Linked DNA regions of Homo sapiens: regions 1 and 2 are each linked to region 3. Evidence: chromatin loops called from intact Hi-C (ENCODE). Cell type or tissue: IMR-90. All regions are shown on one strand. Links, peaks and the distances in the headings refer to the core of each region. The heading gives the core; the rest is flanking DNA. Region 1 overlaps LOC105372505 (a long non-coding RNA gene). Region 2 overlaps TGM6 (transglutaminase 6). Region 3 holds the start of LINC03086 (long intergenic non-protein coding RNA 3086).

Region 1 (10,525 bases), core at 1-8,000, 440 kb before region 3:
GTTATACTTAAGTAGCGTATCCCCTGGTATGTTTTAAAGAGTCATTCGAAGGGGATTTTTAAAAATAATGTATAGCTATAAACTGCATTTATACATTTAATTGTTATTTTGTTAAGCGATTGAGTTACTTGACAAAATCCAAGTACATAGTTCACTCACAAATCTAATATGTCAAACCTAAATGTGGTTGGTAAATCTTACTCTCATAATTTCAATATGGTTTACAGATGTGGTTGAATTCTGTTACACATGTCTACTTACGAGTCAGAATCGTTATTCCATTTAATATTTTAAAATGGAATTGCCAAGTTAATCCATACATTAGCATGTTAAATTATTTTAACCGTCGTGAATACATCAAAATAGACGATTCCAAAATGTAATGGAAAATACTAATGCTAATACTTCAATTTACTTCATTATTTCTGCCCTTAATCCTGAATCTTCCTGGAGTTACAGGTGCTTATCCACTAAACCAGGGGTTTTCAAGCAAGAAGTCAGAATGCATTAATGGACAGCATTTAAAAAAATAGGATTGGGTGGGCTATAATCCAGCACTTTAGGAGGCCGAGGCAGGCGGATCACTTAAGATCAGGAGTTCGAGACCAGCCTGGCCAACATGGTGAAACCCCGTCTCTACCAAAAAATAAAAAAATTAGCTGGACGTGGTGGAGCATGTCTGTAATCCCAGCTACTCGGGAGGCTGAGGAAGGAGAATCGCTTGAACCCGGGAGGCAGAGGCTGCACTCTAGCCTGGGCAACAGAGCAAGGCTCTGTCAAAAAAAAAAAAAAAAAAAAAAAAAAGAAAAAGGATTAAAGCGAATAGAAATAAGAGTGTGTTGCTTAGAGTAAGGTGCTGTTCATTGTAAAACTTTTGTCTCAGCTCTACATACATATATAGAAATATGTACACAAATATTTTTCATATATACATATATATGTAACTATATGAACACACTTTTGTGTGTTAAATCAGAATATAAAAAACCTGAGGGTCAATCAATGAGCCAAAAGGTAACCAGTCGTACTCTGGAAAAATTTGGGTCCTCTGGTTACAAAGGAGCTGTCATGAAGTAGTTTGCTGACTTACAGAGATGGCTGAAGAAAAGTGCTTCTGCTGGTGAGATAACCAATGCTTGTGATCAGATATGGATGTGGTATGAACATTAAAAGGTTTCCTTCGGTTTTCTCATCTCCATCCCTTCAATAAAATATCTCACCCTGATACTTGTAGTCTGACTCTAGTGGGATAACACAGGACTCCTGTTATCCTTGACACTGTTATCCAGTTATCCAGGGGGCATCTCTGCAACCTGTGGTGGAGTAGACCATCTTTGCCTTCCGCTTGGACTGTTTGCTGGGTGCACTGCTCCTGTCTAGGCTCAGGTCTTCACCACCAAAGTAGACTTTTTACAAAACCTTTGGTTTCCCCTTCAAGGCACTTTCTACTGCCAGAATGATCTTTCTAAGGCAGAATATCCAACCAGGTGCAATTTGTGGGTGCTTACAGGGTCATGAAATACCACCTATGGTAGTTAGTTTCCACAAATGGCCAAGATAGACGTGTGGGTGAAGCCATCCTGTGTGTCCCAGCCCCTGTCACCATCTCAGTGCAGCCATGTAAGGCCCCAAACAAGACCAGCAGAACCACCATCTGCATCTTGTCTACCCTGATTGTGACAAATAGTACATTGCGGTTTTCAGCCACTAAATGTAAGGGTGAGTTGTTAAGCAGCAGTAAATTTGAATCGGTCAGCTCACGTGGGTTCAAGCCCCAGCTCTGCCAGTACTTACAATGTGATCTTAATCACTGAATCTTCCTGAGCTTTCATTTCCTTTGCAGAATGAAGGTTGGGGTTTCATTCATCCCTTTAACAAACATTTATTGAAGATCTCCTGTGGGCCAGGTGTGACAATGGTGTACCTGGCATGTAGTGGGAGCTCAAAAAATATTAGTGGTCTTTCATCTTGCTCTTTTGTCCTTTAATTAATAAATAGCACAACAAAATGTTTTATCACCTATTTTCAGTTGAGTCTCAGTTCTCTGCAGTTATCACCTTGCATAGAAGCTACTGAAACCTCATTTTTTTCTTTTTTGGGACAGGGTCTCCTGTAGCCCAGGTTGGAATGCAGTGGCACAATCTTTGCTCATTGCAACCTTGATTTCCTGGGCTCAAGTGATCATCCTGCCTCAGCCTCCCAAGTAGCTGGGACTACTGGTGTACACCCCCATGCCTGACTAATTTTTTTGTAGAGATAGGGTTTTGCCATGTTGCCCAGGCTGATCTCAAACTCCTGGGCTTGAGCTATCCTGCTCTCCTCTGCCTCCCCAAATGCTGGGATTACAGGTGTGTGCCACCACACCCAGCTAATTTTTGTATTATTGGTAGAGACGGGGTTTTACCATGTTGGCCAGGCTGGTCTCGAACTCCTGACCTCAGGTGATCCACCTGCCTCGGTCTCTCAAAGTATCGGGATTACAGGTGTGAGCCACTGTGCCTGGCCAGGATCTTATTTTTTATGGCTGAATAGTACTCCATTGTGTATACATACCACGTTTTCTTTTCTTTTTTTTTTTGAGATGGAGTCTCGCTCTGTTGCCCAGGCTGGAGTGCAGTGGCGTGATCTCGGCTCACTGCAAGCTCCACTTCCTGGTTCAGCCTTCTGAGTAGCTGGGATTACAGGCGTCTGGCACCACACCTGGCTAATTTTTGTATTTTTATTTTATTTTATTTTATTTTATTATTATTATTATTATTATTATTATTATTATTATTATTATTTGAGACGGAGTCTCGCCCTGTCGCCCAGGCTGGAGTGCAGTGGCGCAATCTTGGCTCACTGCAAGCTCCGCCTCCCAGGTTCACGCCATTCTCCTGCCTCAGCCTCCCGAGTAGCTGAGACTACAGGCGACCGCCACCGCATCCGGCTAATTTTTTGTATTTTTAGTAGAGATGGGGTTTCTCCGTGTTAGCCAGGATGGTCTCAATCTCCTGACCTTGTGATCCGCCCGCCTTGGCCTCCCTAAGTGTTGGGATTACAGGCGTGAGCCACCACGTCTGGCTAATTTTTGCATTTTTAGTAGAGAGAGGTTTCACCATGTTGGCCAGGCTGGTCTCAAACTCCTGACCTTGTGATCTGCCTGCCTCAGCCTCCCAAAGTGTGAGCCAGCGCTCCCTGCTGATTTTTGTATTTTTAGTAGAGACGGGGTTTACCATGTTGGCCAACCTGGTCTCAAACTCCTGACCTCAGGTGATCTGCCTGCCGCGGCCTCCTAAAGTGATGGGATTACAGGCATGAGCCACCATGCCTGGCCTGTATATCTTATTTTGAGAAATGTCTATTCAGATCTTTTGCCTATTTTTAAATTGGATTATTATGTTTTTTCCTTAAAGAGTTGTTTGAGCTCCTTATATGTTCTAGATTTTGGATTTTCGAATTAGGGATGCTCAACCTGGTAAGTATTATGCAAATATTCTAAAATCTGAAAAAGAATTTGAAATCCAAAACACTTCTGGTTGCAAGCATTTTGGATAAGGGATACTCAACTTGTACTAACCTGTGACCCCTGACTTCAGAGACTTTGCAATCCTGGGAGACTGAATATAATCAGGTGCTAAGATGCAGTTGTATGCAAGCTGACAGGAAGACAATTTGGCCCAGTGTTCCTGAGGTAGACTTCATGGCAAGAAGGGATTTAGCTATTCATAGAAGAGTGTGTAGGTCATTTAGAGATGGAGGATGGAAAGAGAGTGGAAGCAAAAGCCAGAAACAAGAGAAGAACCTGCTAGAGGTGTAAAATGCAAACTGGTCAGTAGTTGGACAAAAGACTGAAGGATCTAGAATGTAAGAAACCTTGAATGAAAGTCAGGATGAGTGGTTTTGGTCTGATGAGACTCTTGCTTTTCCATTAAGCAGTGTTTGGAGATTAATTTGGAGGTGATATGGAGGACAAATTGCTCACAGGGCTCCCACTGAGCAAATGTCCTGCAGGGACAGCAGGTCTGAGTGGGAGCCATGAGTTTCCCAGATGTGCTCCAGGTTCCACATTAAAGCCAGGTGGCAGGTGGGGCCTATTTCTTTTTCTCTGTCCATAAGACTGTTCACCCATTGGGAAGAACCATATACTATATCATCTGACCTTTTTCATTTAGCCCAGCCTATGGCTAACTGTGTCATTTTGGTGTCCATTAGCCCAAGGTTTTTACTCTGGCAACACTAATGGGGACCTATGGAAGTGGAATGTGCTATTTCAGTTTCAGTGCCAGGCCATGCACAGTGGCTCACGCCTGTAATCCCAGCACTTTGGGAGGCCGAGGTGGGTGGATCACTTGAGGTCAGGAGTTCGAGACCAGCCTAGCCAACATGGTGAAACCCCATCTCTACTAAAAATACAAAAATGAGCTGGGCGCGGTGGTGGGCACCTATAATCCCAGGTACTTGGGAGGCTGAGGCAGGAGAATCGCTTGAACCCGGAAGTCGGAGGCTGCAGTGAGCCAAGATCGCTCCACTGCACTCCAGCCTAGGCGACAGCGAGATTCCATCTCAAAAATAAATAAATAAATAAATAAATAAATAAATAAATAAATAAAATAAATTCAGTGCCTTGGGAGAGCTTCGGGAAAGGAAATTTCATGAAACTACCACAAGAGGGCGGCACTTTATACTCCTTTTGTGAGTGAGAAAATTCTCATAAAATTTAAAAGGCTTGCTAGCAATTCCTGGGCTCTTTTCTCAAAAGTGGAAAGAAACCCTACAATATTCTTTGGCAGTGAGTTACATGTATATGCAGCATTTCTTTATAAAGACACAGGAGAATGAAAAGTACCTTGGGAAGGTGGTTTAGCCCAGCATTCCTTGTGTTTTTTTGGCAGTGATGACCTGGCAGCTTCTGAAGCCTGGCCATTGATTAGGATTATAGAGCACAAGATACTGTTGTGTTTATCCCCTGAGCCCAAGGATGTTAGATCTTATCCATGCCTGTGATGATATCTGTTATTTATTGAGTACTTAGCATAATGCTTGGCACATTACAGTCTTACTTCCATCAACTTGTTGAATCTTCACAGACAAATTTGGAGGTTGGTTTTATATAGCCCATTTTCCAGACGCGGTTCAGTGATAGAGTTATCTGTATGCTCTATATACCACATCTACCCCAACTATGACCTTGGGCCTTTCTTCATGTTTTTCAAGCTAATACTATATTGAAAGATAAAGTATCTGGCACAACACTGCAGACAGTTGTCTTTAATAGCAATCCTCACACTCTATAAACAAACCTGCTTAGAATATTTGATGGTACTCACACACCTGGTGATTTTGCCATTGAAAATTATACTTCAGTTTTTATTCCCTAGGAATCAAAAGGGATAAAGTTCCTATCTTATTTTTGTTTTTGAGACAGGGTCCCTCACTTTGTCACCCAGGCTGTAGTGCAGTGGTGTGGTCTCGGCTCACTGCAACCTCTGACTCCTGGGCTCAAGCGATCCTTTCCATCTCAGCCTTCCGAGTAGTTGGAACTACAGGCATGCACTGGCTAATTTTTGTATTTTTTGTAGAAATGGGGTATCACCATTTTGCCCAGGCTGGTCTCGAACTCCTGGGCTCAAGCAATCCACTTGCCTCAGCCTCCAAAATGCTAGGATTACAGGCATGAGCCACCATGCCTGGCCTCTATCCTTAGTTTTAAAGTCATCTCTTGGGAACAGCTTATAGGATTTTAAAATCTCCATCAGATAGTCTTTGCCTTCTATCTAGAAGTTTAGTCCGTTTGCATTTATTTTGATTCCTGATATATTTTGGTTTATTTCTTTCGTCTTATGTGCTTTATATTTTATTTGTTGTGCTATTTTTGTTTATTTGCCTTTTTTCTTCCTGTTTTGGAGGCACTATCAACCTAATGCCACTTTTTTTTTTCTTTTCTGAGATGGGGTTTTGCTCTTGTTGCCCAGACTGGAGTGCAATGGTACAATCTCGGCTCACCACAACCTCCGCCTCCCGGGTTCAAGCGATTCTCCTGCCTCAGCCTCTCGAGTGGCTGGGATTACAGGCATGAGCCAACATGCCCAGCTGATTTTTGAATTTTTGGTAGAGACGGGGTTTCACCATGTTGGACAGGATGGTCTCGGCCTCTTGACCTTGTGATCCACCCGTCTTGGCCTTCCAAAGTGCTGGGATTACAGGTGTGAGCCATCACGCCTGGCCTGAAAGTCTTGAAAAAAATAAATTAAAATTTTCATTTGAGTTTTTTGGAACATACAGATACAGTTGACCCTTGAACAACATGGGTTTGAACTTCACAGATCCACTTATATGTGATTTTCTTCCATCTCTGCCACCCCTAAGACAGCAAGACCGACCCCTTTTCTTCCTCCTCCTCCTCCTCCTCAGCCTACTCAGCATGAAGATGACAAGGATGAAGACTTACGATGATCCACTTTTGCTTGATGAATATTAAATATATTTTCTCCTCTTCATGATCTTCTTAATAACATTTTTTCCTAGCTAGCTTATTCTATTGCAAGAATACAGTATTAATACATGTAACATATAAAATTTGTGTTAACTGACTTTATGTTATCAGTAAAACTTCCATTCAACAGCAGACTACCATTAGTTAACTTCTGGGGAAGTCAAAAGCTATACATGGGTTTTTGACTGCAGGGGGGTCAGCACTCCTAGACCCAGTGTTGTTCAAGGGTCAACTGTAGCATATGAATTTAGAGCCTCTCTGTGAGAGCTGCCTTGTGGCTAGAACTTCTCAATGGAGACTTTTTCTCCTCTACTTTCTGCCAAGGTCAAGAGAAATACATGTCTCTTTCTGCATGGCGGGTTTATTTTTTATTGTCCATTATTGAGCATGAGGAACTTGGTGCTCCAGCTTTGGGTGGGTCTCTACCCACCCACTTCAGAGCACGTCTGAAGTGACTTTACTGAGCTGAGCGTTACCACCATAGTGAGTGCTATTGGTAACCTGCCCAGATCACCTTACTGGCTGGTGCATCAGCCCCTCCCCTTAGTTTCTGCGAGTGTGCAAATCAGTGGGAGACCAGGTATCCCCTTTGATCTTCTTCATCTAAAGTGTCTTCCTACTTATGTGATTCTGTGTACTATGGAGCTCTTAGGAAATAGAAATGGAAGTTGAAGTTATTAGAAGTGAAAGGATCAGCCTACAAAAATAGCTTCCAACAGATAAAATCCAGCATCTGCTCCATTTCTCTCCAGTTAGGAATGCGCAGCCAAACTAGGGTAATATCAGCAGGACACCAGTTATATTTCTCTGGATAAATGGTTAATTTTCTTCTTTCTTTTTTTTCTTTTCTTTTCAGACGGAGTCTTGCTCTGTCACCCAAGCTGGAGTACAGTGGTACAATCTCGGCTCACTGCAACCTCCGCCTCCTGGGTTCAAGCGATTCTCCTGCCTCAGCCTCCCAAGTAGCTGGGATTACAGAAGCGCACCACCACACCTGGTTAATTTTTGTATTTTTAGTAGAGACGAGGTTTCACCATGTTGGCCAGGCTGGTCTCAAACTTCTGACCTCAAGTGATCCACCCACCTCGGCCTCCCAAAGTGCTGGGATTACAGGCATGAGCCACCACGCCTGGCCAGAGTTGTCTTGATAGAGGTCTTGTAATTATTTGAATTAGAAAATTTTCTGTTAAAATATGTCCACAAATTCTTTGGTAACCCTCCCTTCAAGAAGTGAAGCCTAAATCCCTTCCCTTCCAGTGTGAGCTAGACTTAGTGACTCAGTTCTATGAGTAAAAGTGGTGGAACTGATAGTGTGACTTCTGAGACTAGGTCATAATAGGCATTGTGGCTTCCTCCTTGCTCTCCCTCTCAGATCACTTGCTCTGGGGGAAACCAGCAGCCATGTTGTGAGGACACCCAAGCAGCTCTATGGAGAGGCCTACATGGAGAGTAACCAAGGTCCCCTATCAATAGCCAGCAAGGAACAGAAGCCTCCTGCCAACAGTCACGTGTGAGCCATGTTGAGAGCAGATCTTTCAGTCCCAGTCAGACCTTCCAATAATTGTAGCCCTAGCTGAGAATTTGACTGAAATATCCGGAACCACATCTGCCTAGTTAAGCCACTCCCAAATTTATAACCCACAGAACAGAAACTACATACAATAATACATAATTGTTTATTGTTTTAGGCTGTTATGTTTTGGGAATAATTTGTTATGCAGCATTAGATGACATATACATTCCGTCACATAAAATTACACTTCATCAGATCAGGATGGTTGGTTTGTGTTTGTGGTGGGTATTTATGTGTATTAGTAACCAGTGGAGGCCTGACAGTAATCACTAGGGGACCAATGGCTCAGGCAGGCAGAGTGTTCCCTGCCTCAGGGCCTGGCATTCTGATGCAGAAGGCCAGGTGTTGGTGTGGTGGCCATCTTTGGGCCTTCTGGTCCTGATTGGTTGGGTTACAGTGCCAGGATCCCTGTACTGAGGTTTCAGGTAGGTTAGCTTGGGGGAAGGCATATGACACACAGGCAGTTTTGGATTTGGGGCTTGGACCTGGGTTCCATGGAAATCAGGCATTGCAACATCTTCGTTAGCCTTGCCAGGAGAGATTGGTGTGAAATAATTTATCCTGTTTCTCCTGGTCACATGTCCCTATTATTCCATTGCAGTTTGTATATATATGTGAAGTTTTGGTGCTGGATTGAGAAGGGAAGGGATTTGGGAGGGAAGTTAGAAATTATTTTAATTGTACAGCTTATGAAATTGCTGTAAAAATCTTCGTCTCTCTGCCAGGGCTTTGCCTGACTTTCTGAGTCTGGGGGATTCTCCTGAGAACCCCTGGGGGCCTGGTTGGGTGGTGGCTGTAACAGTTGATGAGGTTAAGGTGGCTGACTCTCTTTAGAACACTCAGAGACATGGGTGAGAGGGTCTCTGGGGCCCTCTGAGGCCTCACTGCTTACCTGGGTCTGGGAGCACAGAGTGGAGGAAAGGAAGGAGCTGTGTGCAAGATAGCTGGGCTGTTGCAGAGTCCTGGACTGTGACTCCCACCCTACCTAGGCTCTGCCCTTGCCATCAAGGCCTTCTTAATGGTCTGGCCCCTGGCTTCTTCCCCCTAAGAAATATTCTGCATAGAACCATGATATGACACTAAGTGAACATAGAATCCCCAGAGACAACGCTCTGCATTGTACCTTTTGCAAAACTCTTCAGAGAAACCATCTTCAAGGTCTTTTGTACAATAATCATGTTATCAAATTCCTTTTAGAATTTGGTGCATGAAAAAGATTTTTCTGCCCTGGGTAAGGCAGGTTTCCTTCCAAGATAAGAGGCACTGGGCAACTCACTCGCTCCTGTGATTCACTGTTTTCACTCCCTGTTTTGTGCTCCATGGTGTAAGCTTCCCTTGGGCTGGGTACTGGGGTATCACCAGTCTTCCCACCAATCCCCACTCTCCATGACTGGTCTTTGGTCCATTTACCTTTATTTTCATTCACTTTCATTTACTTTGATTCATTTATCTATTTGTAGAGACAAGGGTCTTGCTCTGTTGCTCAGGCTCATCTGAAACCCCTGGCCTCCCACTTCAGCCTCTTAAAGTGTTGGGATTACAGGTGTGAGCCACCACTCCTGGCCAGACTTGTTGTTGTTAAGACAGCGTCTCACTCTGTTGCCCAGACTGGAGTGCAGTGACGTGATCTTAGCTAACTGCAACCTCTGCCTCCTGGGCTCAAGTGATCCTTCTGCCTCAGCCTCCCAAGTAGCTGGGATTACAGGTGCATACCACCATGCCTAGCTAATTTTTTTGTAGGGATGGGGTTTCGCCACATTGCCCGGGCTGGTCTTGAACTCCTGGGCTCAAGCGATCCACCCACCTTGGTCTCCCAAAGTGCTGGGACTACAGGTGTGAGCCACTGTGCCTGGCCTGGACCTTTCATTTAAACCAGCTCACTTCCTCTGGATTGAGAAATGTAGGCCCTTCTCCATCCCCCTCCTGGTTAGGGAAGCTGGCAGAAACCCGTGTCCTAAACTGTATCCCATGGAAAAAGTCTACGAGGGTGGTCATGGCCCTTCCCCAACTCCGAAAATCGGGAGGCAAGGTCGACCACTGTGAGCGTGGGGTTCAGAGCTGTCTGAACCAAGATATTTGGGAGGGCAGTTAGTGCAGAGATGGCTCCAGCTTCCCTAAAGGACAGGTGAAGCCACTGTCTTCCTCCTTCGGTAGCTGACAAGGGCCTGAAGGAATCAAAGTTCATGCATTCCAAGAGAGGAGACAGAGCATGTATGTGAGAGGAAAGAGGGGAGAGAACCTTGGTTTGGTATGTGTGAAACTGGGGTACTTGAGGATCAGCCCTAGGGTCGAGGCTCCCTGGAGTCCTAGCCATCAGTGGGGAGGTCTCTGAGCACTCTTTCCAGAGGCTGACCTCCACGGATGAGTCTGAGATGGGGCGTGGCCAGAATCTGGTCCGATTCCAGGGGGCCGAGATATAGGAAGGTGTCCAGAGGCAGGCAGTGTGGTCCTGCTGGCAGAATTGGAGGTCCCAGGGC
Region 2 (8,000 bases), core at 1-8,000, 200 kb before region 3:
TGCTGTATGGCACACCAAGGCCACTCAGCGAAGATGTGCAGTCTAGCATAGCAGGGAGGGCAGAGGCCCTAAGAGTAGACTGCCTCGTTAGAATTCCAGCTCTTCTGGGCTTTGGAAACTTGGGGAAGTTACTTAACCTCCCTGTACCTCAGTTTGCTTATCCATAAAATGATTTTATTTTATTTTTTGAGACAGAGTCTCGCTCTGTAGCCTGGAGTGTAGTGACGTAATCTCTGCTCACTGCAACCTCCGCCTCCTGACAGCAAGCAATTATCTTGCTTCAGCCTCCTGAACAGCTGGGACTACAGGCAACCACCACCACGCCCAGCTAATTTTTGTATTTTTAGTAGAAATGGGGTTTCGCCATGTTGGCCAGGCTAGTCTTGAACTCCTGACCTCAGATGATCTGCCCACCTTGGCCTCCCAAAGTGCTGGGATTGCAGGCGTGAGCCACCATGCCTGGCTCATAAAATGATTTTAAAATAAATATTAAATGAAATAATGCTTGGACATTGCTTACCATTTTGCTTAGCAAGTTCTAGATACTGTTACTATTATTTTTGTTAACCTAAATGTAAAATCACGTTGCCCACAGTAGGCAGTCAATAAACAGTAGACAATATTATAATTAAATAGTGGCAGTGCAGTGCAGAGTGAGGAGCATGGGCTCTGGGTTCTGCAGGAGAGTTCTCCCTTACTAGCTATGTTCTCTGGCTGGGTCAACTTGCCTCTCTGTACATCTGTCTTCTCCTCTGTAAAATAAACTTTGTACTAGTGTCTCACTTAAAAGCTCATGGTAAGGGCTTTGTAAACATTTGTTAAATAAAATGACTACATAACATGTGAAAATGGCCAGCCCACAGCCAGCGCTCAGTAACAGTGATTGTCATCACTGTTATCATGTAACAGGATGTTAATTTCTCCTGTGGCCATGGTTTTTTTTTTTTTTTTTTTTTTTTTTTTTTTTTTTGAGGAGTTTCGCACTTGTTGCTGAGGGTGGAGTGCAGTGTGCGATCCTGGCTCACTGCAACCTCCGCCTCCCAGGTTCAAGCAATTCTCCTGCCTCAGCCTCCCAAGTAGCTGGGATTACAGGCATGGGCCACCATGCCTGGCTAATTTTGTATTTTTAGTAGAGACGGGTTTTCGCCATGTTGGCCAGGCTGGTCTCGAACTCTTGACCTCAGGTGATCTGCCTGCCTCGGCCTCCCAGAGTGCTGGGATTATAGGTGTGAGCCACTGCACCCAGCTGGTCATAGTTAAATCTTAGGACAAAAGACCCACAGACCTCATGTACTTTTTTTTTTTTTTTGAGACAGGGTCTCACTGTGTTGCCCAGGCTGGAGTGCAGTGGCACAATCTTGTCTCACTGCAACCTCTGCTTTCCAGAATCAAGCATTCCTCCCACTGGAGCCTCCTGAGTAGCTGGGACTACAGGCATATGCCACCATGCCTGGCTAATTCTTTTGTATTTTTTATAGAGATGGGGTTTTGCCATGTTGCCCAGGCTAGACCCCACGTTCTAAGTTCCAGAAGCTCCCAGCTGAAGGGACCCAGCAATCAATCTGCAGGTCTTATCAGAGAGGTGGCAGCTCAGAAGAGGCCTTACCACATAGTCCCCTCATCCATAGCCCATCCCCAAGACAGTAAGAAGACAGCTAAAGTGGAAGATGTCTTTGACAGTCAAGAAAGTGCCATGTTCCTGGAGATAGGAGCTAAAGTGTGAGTTGGGGGTGTGAGTAGGTGTTTAAAAGAATCAGTGTTAAGGTTTGGGGGTATCTTCAGCAAGAAATGACTGGCTGATCAAGATTGGGGGTGCCTACAGAAAGGGAAGTTGGTATTCTCCTCCCTGTGGGAGGTCTGTTTATCCCGTCTTACTTACTAAGCCATGTACTACCTGAGCAGGGAGAAGAGAATTGAAGGGAGACAGCAGGTGGGAGACAGCCAGTCAAGACTGCTCCTTCTACCCACAAGTGTCAGGTTTCAGTTCCCAGCCTTGGAGTGGGACACAGTGGAGGTTAGGGTTGGGGGCCACAGCCTTGTAAAACCTCTGCAGAACTTGGGGACAAAAATCACCATGCATCAGAAAGAAGCTGTGTTGAAAGGACCCAAATAGCACAAGAAATCAGCAGTGTCTAGAGGAACAGCACAGGAATTAGTCTGGATGGCAGCAGGTTGTGATGGAGCCACCATCTGTCCTCAGCAAGCATAGATAGGAAACTAGGGCAGCAGCACCCACCCACTTAGCCAGCACTGAATCCTCACCCAGTTAAGACAAAGGCATCTGCTCTCTTCTGTCCTCTTTGCCTCCCTCTTAGCCTAACAGTGCTCTCAGCATTGGTTGCACACTAGAGACCACCTGGGAGCTTTAAAAAGTCCCAGTGCCAAAACCACATCCCGTAGAGACTATGATTCAATTAGTCAGGGGTGGAATCTGGCCTGCTGTGGTAGATTAAAAATGGCCATAATGCCTTACAACTTCCCACCCCTTGAATCTGGATTGGGCTCATGAATTGCTTTGACCAATAGAATGTGGCAGAAGTGACATGGTGCACATTCTGAGCCAGGCCTCTAGAAACCTCACAGCTTCATCTCTCACCTTCTGGGAATGTTGCTGCTATTCAGAAAAGCATGGGCTGGCCTGTTGGGACATGAGAGGCCGAGTGGGAACACAGACCCAGCCATCTCAGCAGTCCCACGTGACAGACATATGTGAGATCCCAGCCAGCACCACCTGGAGAAGATGAACCATCCCAGCTGAGCACAGCCCAAATTGTTGACCCACAGAATTGACCAAATAAGTAATTATTGTTTAAGATATATAACTGAAACAGCTCCCTGGATAATTCAAATGTGCAACAAGGGGCTAGGTGCAGTGGCTCATGCCTGTAATCCCAGCACTTTGGGAGGCTGAGGTGAGTAGATCACCTGAGGTCAGGAGTTCAAGGGCAGCCTGGCCAACATGGTGAAACCCCGTCTCTACTAAAAATACAAAAATTAGCTGGGCATGGTGGCGGGCACCTGTAATCCCAGCTACTTGGGAGGGTGAGGCAGGAGAATTGCTTGAACCCAGGAGGCGGAGGTTGCAGTGAGCTGAGATCACATTATTGCGCTCCAGTCTGGGCAACAAGAGTGAGATTCTGTCTCAAAGAAAAAAAAAAAAGTGCAACCAGAGCTGTAAAATATGATGCTAGAGAGCAGAAAAGGGAGGCGAGGAGGTGTTCAGAGCAGATTGTGTCTCCTCTTTAGCAACCTTCCAGGGTCACTGCTCTAGCTTGTGCTCAGGGGACAGGAGGAGACAGGGTCTAATTCAAGTTTGAGCTTGAAGTCATAATTACTTGGTGACATGGATTTAACAAGCAGAAATGGTTGAAAATATGTTAATCAGATCATAACATTGCTAAGGAACCTGTTACACAGTGGGAAAGGGAGATTTTTAAAGTATATAGTTGGAAACAGCTATAAGAAAAAATACAACTGTTTTGTTTTTGTAGCCTAACAAGTAGGGGCTCTTCAATGAACCAATGGCCATAAATTGGTATCACGGCACAGGCCCTGGCAGATGCTAAACAGGAGATGCTATTATTATTAGTCTGAATTGGGCCTGTGCCATGCGTTTGTCCTAGGTGTTCAATAAATAATACCTGCTACTATCATCATTATTGTTACTAGTAGTGATTATTGTATGTGAACATACCTAATGCAGTGCCTGGTATATGGCAAGTGTTCAAGGAGATGTAGCTATTATTATTACAAATGGGAAATCTTCTAAGGTAGAAGAGGTGCTTAGCAAACAGAGGAAGCTATTAATGTAGCCTAAATAAAGGCACTTGGCTCAGAGCACAGAGACAACGTGAATGGAAGCTGCTGTCAGCGTCATATACATGGGGTGAGGCCTGGCTCCAGGCCACCTGCAGTGGGCCCTCTGCAGCTGATGGGCCATCCGGGGGAAGGTAATAAAGGCCGCCATGTGGCCCTTACCTTCCGGATACTTGTAGAGGTCAGTGATGTCCACGCGGGAGTCACTGCCCACCGCCTTGGTGCTGATGCATCTCCCAATCTTCTTCGTGTTTGAGTATACACGCTCCCGGCTCTCATCCTCGTGCCACAGCCAGGTGATGTAGTCGGCGTTGACCTCCGCAAACACGAAGGGGCCATCGTGAGCCAGGTGCACATCACCCTCGCGGATGGCGGTGACTGAGGCTGGGCCGCACCGGAACACACCTGGGCAGGAGGGGTGGGCATGAGCAGCATGGGTAAGGAAAAGCAGGGGTCTGGAACTTACCCCACCCAATTGAGCGTACCTTCACTCTCCTCCTGGGGGGTGGCATCCAGAACCTGCCAGCCATTGTAAGAGGGGCCTAGGTCCTGCCGGGCAAACCAGCTCTCATTCCAGACATGGAAATTCCTGCCACAGAGAGAGGATGGGTGAAGCTGCCTAGAGTGAGGGCATAGGAAGGGAAGATCCTACTGAGAGGCAGGCCCTGGGCTCCCTACTTTCCACAAGAACTGTGGCTGCATGTTGTGAATCACTCATTCAACCACATGAATGAGCACACAGCATTCACATATGTTTGTATATATATGTGTATGTGTGTATATAGATGTGTGTGTACATTTATCAAGAACCTGTTGTTCAAGGTACTGCAACTAAGACAGAAGATCTTTACTCTCATGCTGCTTACATTCTAACAAAGGAGACAGGCAAAGCTAAGTCAGCAGATAAATCAAACAAATGCAAGTGACAATAAATGTTAGGAAGAAAAAGAGGGGCTTAAGCTAGAGAACAACCCCTATAGACCTACTCTAGGTAAATGACATTGAAGGTGAGACTTCAGTGAGAAAGAATAAGCTATAGGAAGAGTGAAGGGAACAATATTCTAGAAAGAAGGAACAGCATGTGCAAAGGTCCTAAGTGAGACAAGAAAAGGCCTTGTGTGTTCAAGGAGCAGAAAGTATTTAAGTATCTCTGGGATATGGCCAGCAGAGGGGGTAGGTAGGGTTCTGATTATGCAGAGCACCATAGACTCTGGTAATTCCAGCCTTATTTTTAATTCCCCGTGTTAAAGATGAGAATATGAGTAGGAAACATGACATCACCTGCTCAAGGTCTTGCAGAAAGAAAGGAGCAGACAGAAACCTGATTCCCGGTTTGCCTGACTTGGCATCTTTACAGCCGGCCTCAGAACTCCTCTTCGGCAGGCAACTGTTTTTGTTGGGGAAAGTATGTTGATTAGCATTTGGGGATTAAAGGTGGGACCCTGATAACCTGGGTGGTGACAGAGTCCCCAACATCAAAATGAAGTGTCTGTGCTTTCTGCATGAAGAAAAGAGAAGAATGCGAGTATTTTGTGCTTCCAGGGCAAGGGAATGAAGAGAACCAAAAAAGAGGAGAGGCCAAGGGGAGCAAAGAGATGGTCTGAGCTGGAGGCCAGCTCGGGAAGGGCTCCTGGCACGCTCCCCTGGGGAACAAGGATACAAGGCTCTCTGTGTCTCTGTGTTGTGTTTTCTTCACTGTCTCTCCTAATCTTTATTTTTTAATTTTTATTTATTTATTTATTTTGAGATAGAGTCTTGCTCTGTCACCTAGGCTGGAGTGCAATGGCACAATCTTGGCTTACTGCAACCTCCGCTTCCCAGGTTCAAGTGATTCTCACGCCTCAGCCTCCCCAGTAGCTGGGGAGGTGTGTGTCACCACACCCGGCTAATTTTTTTTAATTTTTATTTTTAGTAGAGATGGGGTTTCACCGTGTTGGCCAGGCTGGTCTCGAACTCCTGACCTCAAGTGATTTGCCAGCCTCGGCCTCCCAAAGTGTTGGGATTACAGGTGCGAGCCACCGCGCCCAGCCATCTCTCCTAATCTTTAGAAAGTTGGCTTTGAGTGGCAGACTTGCACATGTGTGAACAGACATTTGAACAAGGTTATTCACTGAAGCCTTGTTTGTAAAGGCAAACTTGTTTTTAACTGAGGCAACTGAAATGTCCATCCATATGGGATGGTTAGATGAACAATGGCTTTTTCATGCAATTGAGAGGCAGACTGGGTTCATACCCTTATGCTTCCACTCACTAGCTGTGTGGCCTTGGATGGGTTACTTAACCTCTCTGTGCTTCAGTTTCCTCATCTGCGAAATAGAATCAATGATCTTAACTTATTCACAGGTTGTTTGAAGAAATACATGAGTTAATCTATATATAGCACTTAGAACTGGACCTGGCACAGACTAGGTGCTTGGTGGGTGTTACGTTATTACTTAAAACATTATGGAAAATAAGGAAAACTCTGTGTATTTACGTGGAATTGTTAAATGTTCCAGCAAGAACAGTATCACATAAAGCTGCCAATACTGTTTAAGCAGGGAAAAGGCGGGGAGGCACTGTAGGTATGTATGTGCTCGTGTCTGCAGAGCATCTCTCTGACAGGAGATGTAGCAGACAGTGATAGTGTTGCCTCCAGGAGGAGGATGGGGAGGCTGGGGAACTGGGCGGGAGGGAGACATCACTGCAACCCATTTTGTACCTTTCAAATATTAAACCACATGAATGTTTTTCCTATTTCAGAAAATTAAGTAAGTTAGAATGAATTTTTTTTTTTTTGAGACGAAGTCTCACTCTGTCACCCAGGCTGGAGCGCAGTGGCATGATCTTGGCTCACAGAGGCAACCTCTGCCTTCCAGGTTCAAGCGATTCTCCTGCCTCAGCCTCCAGAGTAGCTGGGACTACAGGCGCCTGCCACGATGCTTGGCTAATTTTTGTGTTTTTAGTAGGGATGGGGTTTCACTATGTTGACCAGGGTGGAGTGTAATGGTGTGATCTCAGCTCGCTGCAACCTCTGCCTCCTGGGTTCAAGCAATTCTCCTGCCTTAGCCTCCTGAGTAGCTGGGATTACAGGTGTGAGCCACCGTGCCTGGCCTGGAATGAATTTTTTAAAGCTTTATGTGAAGAATTTTGTTTTAGCTAAGGAAGGAGTCTGTTTCCCACCTGAGACACACAACACGGAGAACCGCAGCTGATACGGAAGCAGGAGCCTGATCCAGAGGTACCTGTGCAGAAGGAGTTCCCACCCCACCCCACCCCAGGAAGCCACAGATTCCCAGACAGAGTAGAACCGGGCGTTCAAGGCAATCAAATCTTGAGGCCCCTCCTGACCTCTGAGTCTACATCTCTTGACCTCAGACCTTACATCTTGGAAGAGGCACCACTATCCGCAGGGCGCCTCTCACTCCCTCCAGAGCCGGCTCAGATTCAGGAGAGCTGGGCTCTGGGCCTGCCGCTCCCTGGTGGTGTTATGGAAGATGAGGCCTTGCTCCACCTGCTGGGCTTCCAGAGCCCTCGGGCCTAGGCTGGGGGCAGGACCCACCACATGCTGTCTTCTGTCAGGTCCTCCAGGGTCCGCCCGAAGGAGTCCACGTATTTGTCCACACTCAGGTTCTGGTCTGTGTCGTGGGCTGAGTTGAAGTTGGACACGACCCGTGTGGCTATCCCCAAGCACCTGAGGACTGCAGAGCAGAGAGGCTCGGAGCAGGCGGGACCCTGGCCCCTGAGAGAGGGGCCTGGCTTCCACAGCAGGCGCCCTGGCTCATTTGTGGCCAAAGCCCTCTGCCACCCCATCTTTGTCTGTGTGTCTAGTTCATCAGGTTGTGGGGCTGAGACTCCCATCTCCACTCTCAGAAATGCCACCATCTCCTGCACGTTCTCTCAAGGACTTCAGGATATGCTGTTGCCACCTCATGTAAGTAGACAGGCTTTGAGGCTGGCAGGAACTTGGAAGCCACCTAATAGAGCCCTCATCTTCCTGAGGGGACTGGAGGCCAAGGGAGCCGCAGGGCTCGCCCAAGGCACTCAATGAATGAGAGACAGAGGGAGCTAGGACTCCTTCAAGATAAAAGATCAGATATGAAGGAAATAAATTCTCTGGCTTCTCTCTTCATCAGCCAGACTTCGTTCTCCCTGTCAATGAATCCATCAATGAAGATGGGTTGCAGCATATGCAAATATATGTA
Region 3 (10,785 bases), core at 1,614-9,613:
ATCCAGGTGCACAGGCCCAAGCCTTGAGGTCACGGTCGATTCCTCTTTCTCTCCCACCCAACATAGAACTCATTAGCAGAATGTGTAAGGTCTGCCTTCGGAATGCATCCCAAGTCCAAGTGCTTCTCACCTTTCTTTACTATGCCAGTCCAAGCTATTGTCACCTCGCACGTGGACCCTTCTAAAAGCCTCCTTGGTCTTTGCTTCCACTCTCACTCCCTAAGTTCTATTCTCTACCCAGTAGCCGGAATGTTCCTATTAATCAAGTCTTGTCATTCCTCTGCTTTCACCTCTCCAATGTCCTCCCATCTCCTTCTGAGTAAAATCTAAAGTGCTTTCCATGGTTCCGAGGTCCTGGTAATCTAGACCTCAGCCTCTTGTCTACCTCCACTGGCTCTATCATTCCCTCCTCTCCAGCTGCTCTGGCATCCTACCTCAGAGACTCTGCACAGCTATTTCTTCTGCTTAGAACATTCTTCCACCATTTATCAGCCCTCACTTCCTTCAGCCGTCTGTTCATTCTACATCCTTGGAGAGGCCCTGCATGGCACATATTTTACTGTCTGTCTCCTCCTACTAGAATGTAAGCTCTTTGATGGCAGGATCTTTATTTTGTTTCTTGCTCTATCCCCAGCCCCCTAGTAAAGTGTCGGAGAATGTGCTGAATGAATGAATAAACACTGCAAATGCATAAATAGCTTGCTCAAAGTCCAACAATGTTGCTGACTGGCTTTCAGAGTCTCTACTGAGGAATAAAAAGAAATTTGTTCTTCAGTATTCCAGAGATGTCACAGGGCTCACTTTGGTTGAATCAGAGGTAGGATGCCCCAAGTTCTACCTGTTTAGGTAGTTATTCTCCCCAGAAACAGCTCCTGGCAGGATGAGGGAGTCCTACGAATTCTAAAACCCCCACAGAACAGTATTTAAAAAGTACTAAATTAGAGGTTTCTAAAGGCTTCTCTAACCCAAAACTCAAATACAGTGAGTGGATCAGAAGAAGCAAAAAGACCTTCCTTGGTCTGTCCTTCCCCTACAGCTGCTACACTTCTCTGGAAGTGGCCACAGAGGGACAAAAGAAGGAATCTGATGCCCTGTGACATTATCACCCTGATAGAGTTGCAGTGCTAAACTCTGATTGAGCCCTGCTGTTTCAGAAGTGTAATGTCAAGCAATGCACTAATGAGATGAGGAAACTGCATCAAGGAAGCCAGCTCATCCTTGGGGAGATGAGAACACACTGCCTGACGTCAGCATGACACCCAACTCCTATCTTAGCACAGGCTACAGATATTATGCTGCTGTCAGCTTCATTACGGAAACAATACAGAAATCTGCAGCAGACATTACTCCCAGCTTCTGGACTGTGAATCAATGACACCAATGCTTCAGGAGCCAAATTGGAAGGCTAGACAAAGTCATCAAACTTGAGGATTCAACAAGGTAATGGGACTGAATATGGTTTCTGGCGCAGAGCTGCTATTAGTCAGGGCAATGTGAAATTCACTGCTACTAGAGCTTCCTGGGTGGATTCACTCATTCATTCAACAAACATTTGCTGGCAATAAAGAGATCTGCCAAGCAATAAAGAGAAGAAAAAGACTACAAAAGATCACCCTGCCTTTTGTGAACTAACAATGTAATAACCATGATGACAGTGCTAAAAAAGAGCAGCCAGCTGGGTGTGGTGGCACATGCCTGTAATCCCAGCACTTTGGAAGGCCGGGGCAGGAGGATGGCTTGAGGCCAGGAGTTTGAGACCAGCCTGGGCAACACAGTAAGACCCCATATTTATTTATGTATATTTTTAAAAAGAGCAGCCAACATTTTTTTTTTTGAGCACTTGTCCTAGCAGGTACCGCTGGATTCTTTTTTTATTTGTTTGTTTTTTATTTTTTGAGTCAGAGTCTCTCTCTGTCATGCAGGCTGGAGTGCAATGGCACGATCTCAGCTCACTGCAACCTCCGCCTCCTGGGTTCAAGTGATTCTCCTGCCTCAGCCTCCTGAGTAGCTGAGATTACAAATCTGCACCACCACGCCCGGGTAATTTTTGTATTTTTAGTAGAGACGGGGTTTCATCATGTTGGTCAGGCTGGTCTTGAACTCCTGACCTCATGATCTGCCTGCCTCGGCCTCCCAAAGTGCTAGGATTACAGGTGTGAGCCACCATGCCCGGCCATGCTGGATTCTTTAAGTGCAAGATCTCACGCTATCATCACAACAGCCCGGAGTATTACTGTCCTTGTTTTGAAGATGAAGAAACTGAGGCTCAGACATTGATTCAAAATCACAGCAGGGCTCAAATCCCCTGACTATAAAAGCCAATGCCCATAACTGCTAGGAAACACTGCTTACTCTAACCTAGTGCATTAACCTAAGTGGGATAAATAGGGACCTTACACTCTGGTGAGTGAAGGGAGGTTTCTGAAAACAGAAAGAAGGCCAGGTGCGGCGGTTTATGTCTGTAATTCCAGCACTTTGGGAAGCCAAGGAGGGAAAATCCCTTGAGCCCAGGAGTTCAAGGCCAGCCTGGGCTACATAGAGACACCCTACCCGTTCCTACAAAAAATGAAAATATAATTAGCTGGGCATGGTTGTGTGTGCCTGTGGTCCCAGCTACTAGCGAGGTTGAGGTGAAAGGATCACTTGAGCTCTAGAGGACGAGGCTACAGTGAGCTGTGACTGTGCCACTGCACTCCAGCCTGGACAACAGGGTGAGACCCTGTCTCCAAAACAAACAAACAAAAAACAAAGGGCCAGGCACAGTGGCTCACACCTGCAATCCCGGCACTTTGGGAAGCAGCCAAGGCGGGCAGATTTGAGATTAGGAGTTCAAGACCAGACTGGCCAACATGGTGAAACCCCATCTCTACTAAAAAATACAAAAATTTAGCCGGTCATGGTGGTGCATGCCTGTAACTACTTGGGAAGCTGAGGCACAAGAGTTGCTTGAGCCGGGGAGGCAGAGGTTGCAGGTTGCAGTAAGCCAAGATCATGCCACTGCACTCCAGCCTGGGTGACAGAGCGAGACTGTCTCAAAAAAAAAAAAAAAAAAAAAGAGAGAGAGAGAGAAAGAGAAGAATATGGTGAATATGATGTTCTTGCCAATGGAAGAAGTCAGTCCAGGAGCCCAAGTCTGGGAATCCATAACAGGGGCCGGATTACACTGCAAGCAATAATGAATGTAGCTGCCAACATACATTTTATTTCCAACTGAGAAATAAGAAGGCCTCAGAGGGGAAAATTCACTTTCCCAGACTTTTTAGTGGGGTGGAGGGGTAGAATCATTCTCATTTGACCCCCGTACATCTTGACATTTCTACTTATTAGAAATTAAAGTATAAATTAAGAAGCTTACTCTCCCTTCTCAGAATCCCATAGCTTCTCATCTGTAACTTCCTCAAAGCACCTGCCACCTTCTCCTACTACCCTGGAGAGTTGCTGACAGATGCTAATTTAGTTTTACTAAATATATTACCTTACCGGAAAGGCTAAACATGCATAATAGATAATACCAGCTACCCTTTGTTGAAAGAGGCTTACAGATGGATGAGGAAACAGTGACCTGCCCAAGTAGCATTATCAAGACCAAAATCCACCTGACTCACAGCCCAGTGGTCTTTTAAGGACACGATCCTGCCTCTTCTACAGAACCATGTAAGACGCTGAAAAACTTTGGGAAATAAAAGGAGAAATGCAGGCAAATGTTTCTGTAATCCAGCCAGAGACTAAGAGTCCTTGTAGCAGGACAAGTGCAATCCTTTCCAACCTCACAAGGCAAACAGACGATAATAGTTGTCAAAAGACAAAAATTACAAGAAATTTAGTTTAAAATCTTAATTGGCTTATATTTGCATTCTAGAATCAGCCGATGCCTCGTTCTATAAAACAGAATGAGTGCTCTGATGAGCTGAGCTGAGGAGGCTGGCTTTATAGACAGAAAAGGGCTGAAGAAAGCAGAAACACAGAACAAAAAGCGAATTGGTTGTTTCAAAGTTATTTTCCTTGTAAAGGTTAAAGCAGAGAGGACTTCCTCATCATGCCAGCTAAAGCTGGTTTACTTGGGCATTTGGCTATATTAACTGTCTCTCTCTCCTAATTTCTAGGAAAGTCAAATAAGCAACTTAGTTTCAGCTTGGTGGCACGGAACTTCAGCATAAGTGACTCCATGTTGGGTTGATCTGTTGGGCATAGTGCAGGAGCTCAGTCCAAACCAATAGCCTCTTATAAATTTTATTTAACATAGTGATAACAACAATATGACCATGGTAATAATAGAGGCAGCTTACTATGTGCCTGGCACCATTCTAGGGACTTCACAATCTTTTTTTTAATGTCCTAAGTTCTTGAAGGCAAGGGGCTTTACAAATATTAACTACTGTAATTATTATAACGGTATTAAGTGGGTACTATTATTATCCCCACTTTTTAATGAGGCAAGGTTGAGAGGTCAACTAACTTGCCCCAGGCAAGCCCATGAGCACTTCCCACGTGCTAGAAACTAAGTCCAGAAATTGTACTAAGTACGATTAACTCGTTTAATACTCAAAGCAATCCCAAGATACCTGCTATCATTATCAGCACTTTCAGAGGGAACCAACAGAGCTCAAGGCAGCCTGAACCCGGAGCCCGCGCTTAGCCACCAGCTGCGTGGCTGCGGGCAGGGCGAGCTGACCCAGGCTGGGTGCGCGTGGGGCGGGGGCTGGGTAGAGATCTGTTCGCTCGAGTCCTCAGCAAGGGCCGCACTGGACGTCAGCTCTGAGTGTGACCAAGGCCCCCGGCTTCTCCAGATCTGGACGCCCCAGCCCGGGAGCTCCGTGCCAGCGAGCCTCTGAGCATCGCGGGCCGCTACTGCCCCCTGCCGCCGCCCGGGCCTTGCAGGGAGAGCTTGCCCGGAGCAGAGGCGCACGGCCACCGGGCCCCGGCAGCTCCCAGCCACGACCACCCAGAGACCCCGCAGAGGAAGCGGAAGCCGCCGCCCGGCACTTTCTGAATTCCCCTCTCCGCCCTCAGGTCCCTGCGGCCTCCCGTCACCTGCGTCACTTCTCGTGGGCTGGCGGATAGAGCCCGGCGGCTCCCCCACCCACTCGGCTCGCAGCCCACGCTCCCGACGCCCGAGTTGCCATGGTGAAGGACGCGGGAGAAACGCCGGAAGGGGCACGGACCCCAGGGAGAGCGCGGAGGCGGCCACGCGGGTCCTTCCTCCACCTGGGCCCAGGCACTTCCGGTCTCGTAGGCGTCGGGGAAAGCTCTTTGCGGACTTCGCTGCGGGCTTAGGACCTCCGACATGAAGGGAAGCGGGGGCTGGAGGACGCAGAGACTCTCCCTGGGCTGCTCGAAGGCCAAGGCTGTAACGCGGCTCCGGTCCTCGTTTTCCCGCCGTCGGTGCTGGCTGCCTGCAGTTGCCATGGTGACGCGGGCCGCGGGGCAGGGCAAGGTCCCAAGTCGCGTGCAGTTGCTCCTCGCCGTCGCCACTCTCCTGCCCCAGGCTGTGGGTAGCAGACGTCAAAAGAGATACACCAGAGCGCGACCCGGACTCAGGACCGCCCGGGTGGGGGCTGCTTCGGGCATTGGACACACTTCCCGGGCGCCTCGTGACCGCACACTCCTGGCCTCACACCTCGGGGTGGGTTTGCACGAGGGGGGGCCGAGCCCTGTCGCTGAGCGACACTGACCTTCTTAAGGCCACCTAGCTTTGGGTACAATGGATGTCTCATACTGAATTTTAATCAGCTTCTTACTGGAGGACATTAATGTTTGTTCAATCTTCGTTACTACAAAAAATACTAGAGTGGAGTGGTAATATCCTTGTATGTACGTGCACACGTGCAACTTTCTCTGTAAATTTCCAGAAGTAAAATTTCTATGTCAAAGGCCACATGCAATTTTAATTTTCATGAATATGACTAAATTGCTCTTCAAAGACACTAGCAAATTTACATCTCCACCAAAACTGGAGTCCGATAATTTTAATTAGGATTATATCAACAGCGATGAACTGTTGCAAAAGAATTTTCCAGAGCATTTTCCATTAAACCAATTCTTTGATCAGTTTTTTTTAATACAACATAGTTAAATAGTATCCATATCCATTTTTATTTTATGGAAATTGTCTTTACTGAGTGATTCTTTTACATATAAATTTCATGATAAAGATTTTACTTCTTTAAAATTTGTATGTCGAATTTTACTTTGGTTTCCATCATTGTGATATTTTGTATTTCATGCTTATTTTATTGAAAAAGAAAAAAAAAAGGGAACCCCGACATTCAGAAGCTAGCCTGGCATCACAGGTCCACCATGTTATCCTCCTATTGTACGTAGCGTCACAAAATAACAACCTCAGATATGGTTACAGAGAGCCTGATAAAGTGAGACATAGCAAATCTACTTTGAAATTTTGTCTAAGCACAGACAAAAACACAGTCACTGTGCCACTCACAAAATACCAAACACCCGTCTTGGAGAAAATGAGTGACTGCTACTTCTTTTTTTTTTCTCTCTCTTTTTTTTTTTTTTTTTTTTTGAGTCAGAGTCTCGCTCTGTCGCCCAGGCTGGAGTGCAGTGGCAGGATCTCGGCTCACTGCAAGCTCCGCCTCCCAGGTTCATGCCATTCTCCTGCCTCAGACTCCCAAGTAGCTGGGACTACAGGAGCCCGCCACCACGCCCAGCTAATTTTTTGTATTTTTAGTAGAGATGGGGTTTCACTGTGTTAGCCAGGATGGTCTCGATTTCCTGACCTCGTGATCTGCCTGCCTCAGCCTCCCAAAGTGCTGGGATTACAGGCGTGAGCCACCGTGCCCGGCCCCCTGCTAACTAATTACAGTTTTATCTTTCTTCTAGTTTGCCTTCTCTATAGATTAGATTTATTGAGATACCCAATCATGGAATTGGCTCCTGCTTCCTGACCACTTCCAATCTAGGGCGAATCCAACTTCCATAGGCCCTCCTTAAATTACCCATAAAAGCTCAAATCCAGTAATAGGTTCTTTATAACACCTCTTTTCGAAGATACCCCCCCATAGTTCTGTCATGGTATGTACTCTCCCTCAGTGCAACCCAACTTGTTCAACTATAGGTGTGTCCTGGTGGTCTTTGGCTAAAAGGCATTGACACTAGCAAGTTCTATTTTCTTTTCTTTCTGAGACACGGTCTCACCCTCTTGCCCAAGCTGGAGTGCAGTGGCGCCATCAGGGCTCACTGCAGCGTCAACCTTCAGGCTCAAGCAATCTTCCCACCTCAGCCTCCCAACTAGCTGGGACTACTGGCATGCACCACCACGCCTGGTTGATTTTCATTTTTGGAGACAGGCTTTCACTATGTTGCCCAGGCTGGTCTCGAACTCCTGGGCTCAAGGGATCTGCCTGCCTTGGCCTCCCAAAGTGCTGGGATTACAGGCATGAGCCACCATGCCCAGCCGCCATAGTTCCATTTCCTTTGGCAAAATTTTGTGGGTCCAAAAATCTGTCAATGGCAGTCCTCTACAAATGTTTAGTAAGGAGCAAATTTTACGTGGGCAGTCTGTTTTAGTTTGCATTGATTATTTCAACCAGATCTGATTTCCTTTGCTTCTTGTAATTTCCAGTGTTACCTTTAAGATGTGAGTCTTCTGAGTTCATAACAAATTTCACAGGTGCCATCTTAACCATTGTCAGTTTTATTTTGTATGATTTATAGACAAATCATACAAAATAAATGACTACCGGTGATAGTCATTATGAATCAGACAGAAGGTTGATAATTTTTTCATCTGCTTCTTGACTCAAGAACCTTCAGTAGGGCAGTGATGTAGGACCTGGATACGCAGCAAAGTAAAAATGATCTGCTTCAACCGGCAGGCTTGCTGTGTGCGCCATGCCCTTTACCAGGCACTGGGAACACAGGTCCTGCCATGAAAGTAATTCACAGTCTAATCAGAGCGATATAGGAGCTGGCTGGCCTCAACGTGCCAGATGGATGAGAATGAAAAGGGCCTTCCAAATGGAGGAAACAGCCAAATGCAACGAGTTTATTTATTCATTAAATATTTATCGAGTACTTACTTTGTGCCAGGAATTGGGCTGAGCATTGGGGATGCAGGAATGAGCATCTTCCATGTGGCCCCTGCTCTCCAGAAGCTCTTGGTCTGGTGGGGGAGATGCATATGAAACAATCGCTCCAGTGACTGCAATGTGTAATAACCACTGCAGAGAAAATCCAGAATTCTGTGGGAGCCTGGGACAATGGTAACCTGACAAGTGGGGGTCAAGGAGAGCTTCACTGAGAAACTCACTTTTAATCTGTGTGAAGGATGAGACAGACAAAGAGGAGGTTGTTCTTGGCAGAGGACACAATTCATGCCCTGAAGTGGGAAAAGACTTGACCTTTCTCATGGGATGAAAGCAAGCCAGTGTGGCTGGAATGAAGTGGGTTGGAGGAGGCTGTTGGAGTATGAATGAGGTGGACCGATATCTGATCCTGCAAGGGCTTGTCCACCATCCTAAGTTGTTTGCGTCTTAATTCAAAAGCAAGAAGTCAGGGAAGAGTATCAAGATAAGGGGTGGGGTGATTAGATTACAAATGCATTTTACTATGTCTATGGGAGAATGGATTGGGCGGCGGCAGGGGGGATGATAAACATCATGGAACCAATAAGAAGGAGAACACTGTAGTTGTTTACGGGAGCAACAATCACAATTGACCAGGTAGCACTCAGAGGAGGGAAATATCCATTGGAGCACTGAGGGTGGAAATGAGATTAGAATGGATTGAGGAGTGTGTGAGGTGAGGAATATCGGTGAAAAATATGAGAAACAACTGAGTTATGGACTGAATTGTGCACCCCAAAATTCATCTTAACTCCTAATGATTTTGAATGCCACTATATTTGGAGATAAGGTCTTTAAAGAGGTAATTAAGGTTGAATGAGGTCATATGGGTAATGACCTCATATTGACCTCATCCAATATGACTAGTATCCTTCTAAGAAGAGAGACACCCAGGGTGCACACACAGAGGAAAGACCATGTGGGGATACACTGAAAAGATTGCCATCTGCAAGCCAAGGAGAGAGGCCTCAGGAGAAACCAAGCTGCCAACACCTTGATTTTGGATTTCCAGCTTCTGAAACTGTCAGAAAATACATTTCTGTTGTTTAAGCCACTCAGTCTGTGGTATTTTGTTATGGGAGTCCTGGCAGATTAATATGAACCCAGATGTCCATATAATGAACAGTTGGGAAATAAATTATAATGCATCCATACTATGGGAAAGAGTCTTACCCTAAAATATGCCCATGCAAGTTCAAGACTTTGACTTTAAAAGGAGTTTAATTTCCATTAAATTTCTTTTCTTTGGCTTGTGAGGATTTCACTGCATTAGCAAAGACTGCTATTGAGCCTCTGGAGCAGCCTCCACATGGTCTTCTCTATGGTGACATAGTTGGTGCGGGTTGTAAGTAACAGACTCAGGCATCACTTGCATTGTTTCCTTTGTCTCTCTTATACTGCTTTTTAAAAAAATTTTTATGACTTTGAGAATCATGTGTGTATTTTGTTTCTGAAATTGTGCAGTAACTGTGTACCATCGGTTGAAATAGTAATTATCTTTTCCGTTTATGAAAATTCACCCTATGAATTTTCTTAGGAACAAACTAACCTTGTAATGAGAGGGATGACTGCGGAACTCTATGCAAATATTTAAAAGAATAAGGTAGGGAAAAATGAGGTAGAGCTAAATATAGTGACATGAAAAGATGCCCAAACCATATGGCTGAGTGAAGAAAAGAGGTGTATGTAGATTATGAAGCTTTTTTTGTTTTTTGAGTTTGTTTTTGTTTTTTTAGACAAGGTCTCATTCTGACTCCCAGGCTCGAGTGCAGTGGTGTGATCATGGCTCACTGCAGCCTCAATCACCTGGGCTCAAGCGATCCTCTTACCTCAGCCTCCCAAGTAGCTGGGACTACAGGCGCATGCTACCACGCCCAGCTAATTTATGTATTTTTTATACAGATGGGATTTTGCCATGTTGGCCAGGCTGGTCTTGAACTCCTGGCCTCAAGTGATCTGTGCACCTCGGCCTCCCAAAGTGCTGGGATTATAGGTGTGAGCCACTGTGCCCGGCTCTCTTTTTGTTTTCTAATACATATAACTATTTGTTAGTAGATGCTTAGGGGAAAAAAATCTGGAAACAGATACAGCCAATTTTTAAAGTATTGTAAAAATCATATCATTTAGGGGTCTCGGTTTTGCCAAATGAGCCCTGTTGATGAGTTGATAACCTCCTCTAGCAGGGAAACTGTAACACATGGTAATACACCGAAGGCCAAGAAGTCAGTGAAAGAGCCACGGGCTACCACTCTGACGCCCCCATGCTTACCACCCATGACACATGACCCAGTGTGGCCTTTGGGGTCAGGCCATGTAGCAAACACTAGTAAAACTTAGTATCTCTCCTAGTTTCAAATAAACATAACCATGAATATAAGTCCTAATATTTTCTCATCCCAATGGACCATCTTGAGCGAACACTGATATTTCTATAACTCTACAGATAGAGCACTCTACAAATGGATTGGAGGGTGATTCATTAGCATAGTATGTATATGCAATCAGAATACAATTTTGTGTATAAAACATCCACTGTGTATGATTCAGGGAACACAATTGTTCCGAGAAAGGAAGCACCAACACTATCAGGTATTTGTTTTCTGAGAAAGGAGGAAGATAGACTTTGATGATCTCTAGGATGACTTCCCACTGACTCTCTAAAACCCCTGGACCTCTCTAAGCCATTGAGGAAGCAGTTGAA

What was found. A loop is a pair of places that touch in the nucleus more often than their neighbours do. Peaks named below come from ENCODE experiments on the same cell type or tissue, not always from the same donor. Only the 100,000 strongest peaks of a DNase experiment are listed, where the experiment ranks them.
Region 1: a loop joins it to region 3, with 15 times the contacts of the local background. A loop is called at or near these places in 3 of 110 quality-filtered maps.
Region 2: it touches region 3 in a loop (12-fold over the local background); 10 of 110 quality-filtered maps call a loop at or near these places.

What each region holds. Positions count from the first base shown.
Region 1 is chr20:2,641,188-2,651,712 of GRCh38, reverse strand. LOC105372505 (a long non-coding RNA gene) reads left to right here. Exons shown (of 5, transcript XR_007067502.1): 2 at 7,332-7,985. It overlaps TMC2 (transmembrane channel like 2), which reads right to left. Exons shown (of 20, transcript NM_080751.3): 20 at 8,133-10,525. The coding sequence ends at 10,362. Among named protein-coding and RNA genes, the nearest start is that of NOP56, 6.2 kb to the left of the region's middle. In IMR-90, for the core only: a CTCF peak has its summit at 4,661 (motif pointing right); a DNase peak (open chromatin) is centred at 4,652; H3K4me3 peaks cover 8 bases.
Region 2 is chr20:2,399,802-2,407,801 of GRCh38, reverse strand. It overlaps TGM6 (transglutaminase 6), which reads right to left. Exons shown (of 13, transcript NM_198994.3): 7 at 7,358-7,496; 8 at 4,302-4,405; 9 at 3,979-4,221. Among named protein-coding and RNA genes, the nearest start is that of TGM6, 23 kb to the right of the region's middle. In IMR-90, for the core only: a CTCF peak has its summit at 4,995 (motif pointing right); no DNase peak of the experiment used is centred there.
Region 3 is chr20:2,201,766-2,212,550 of GRCh38, reverse strand. It overlaps LINC03086 (long intergenic non-protein coding RNA 3086), which reads right to left and starts at 5,623. Exons shown (of 2, transcript NR_161305.1): 1 at 5,032-5,623. RefSeq lists enhancers at 5,230-5,349, 5,032-5,532. In IMR-90, for the core only: a CTCF peak has its summit at 4,858 (motif pointing left); no DNase peak of the experiment used is centred there; H3K4me3 peaks cover 817 bases; H3K27me3 peaks cover 1,963 bases.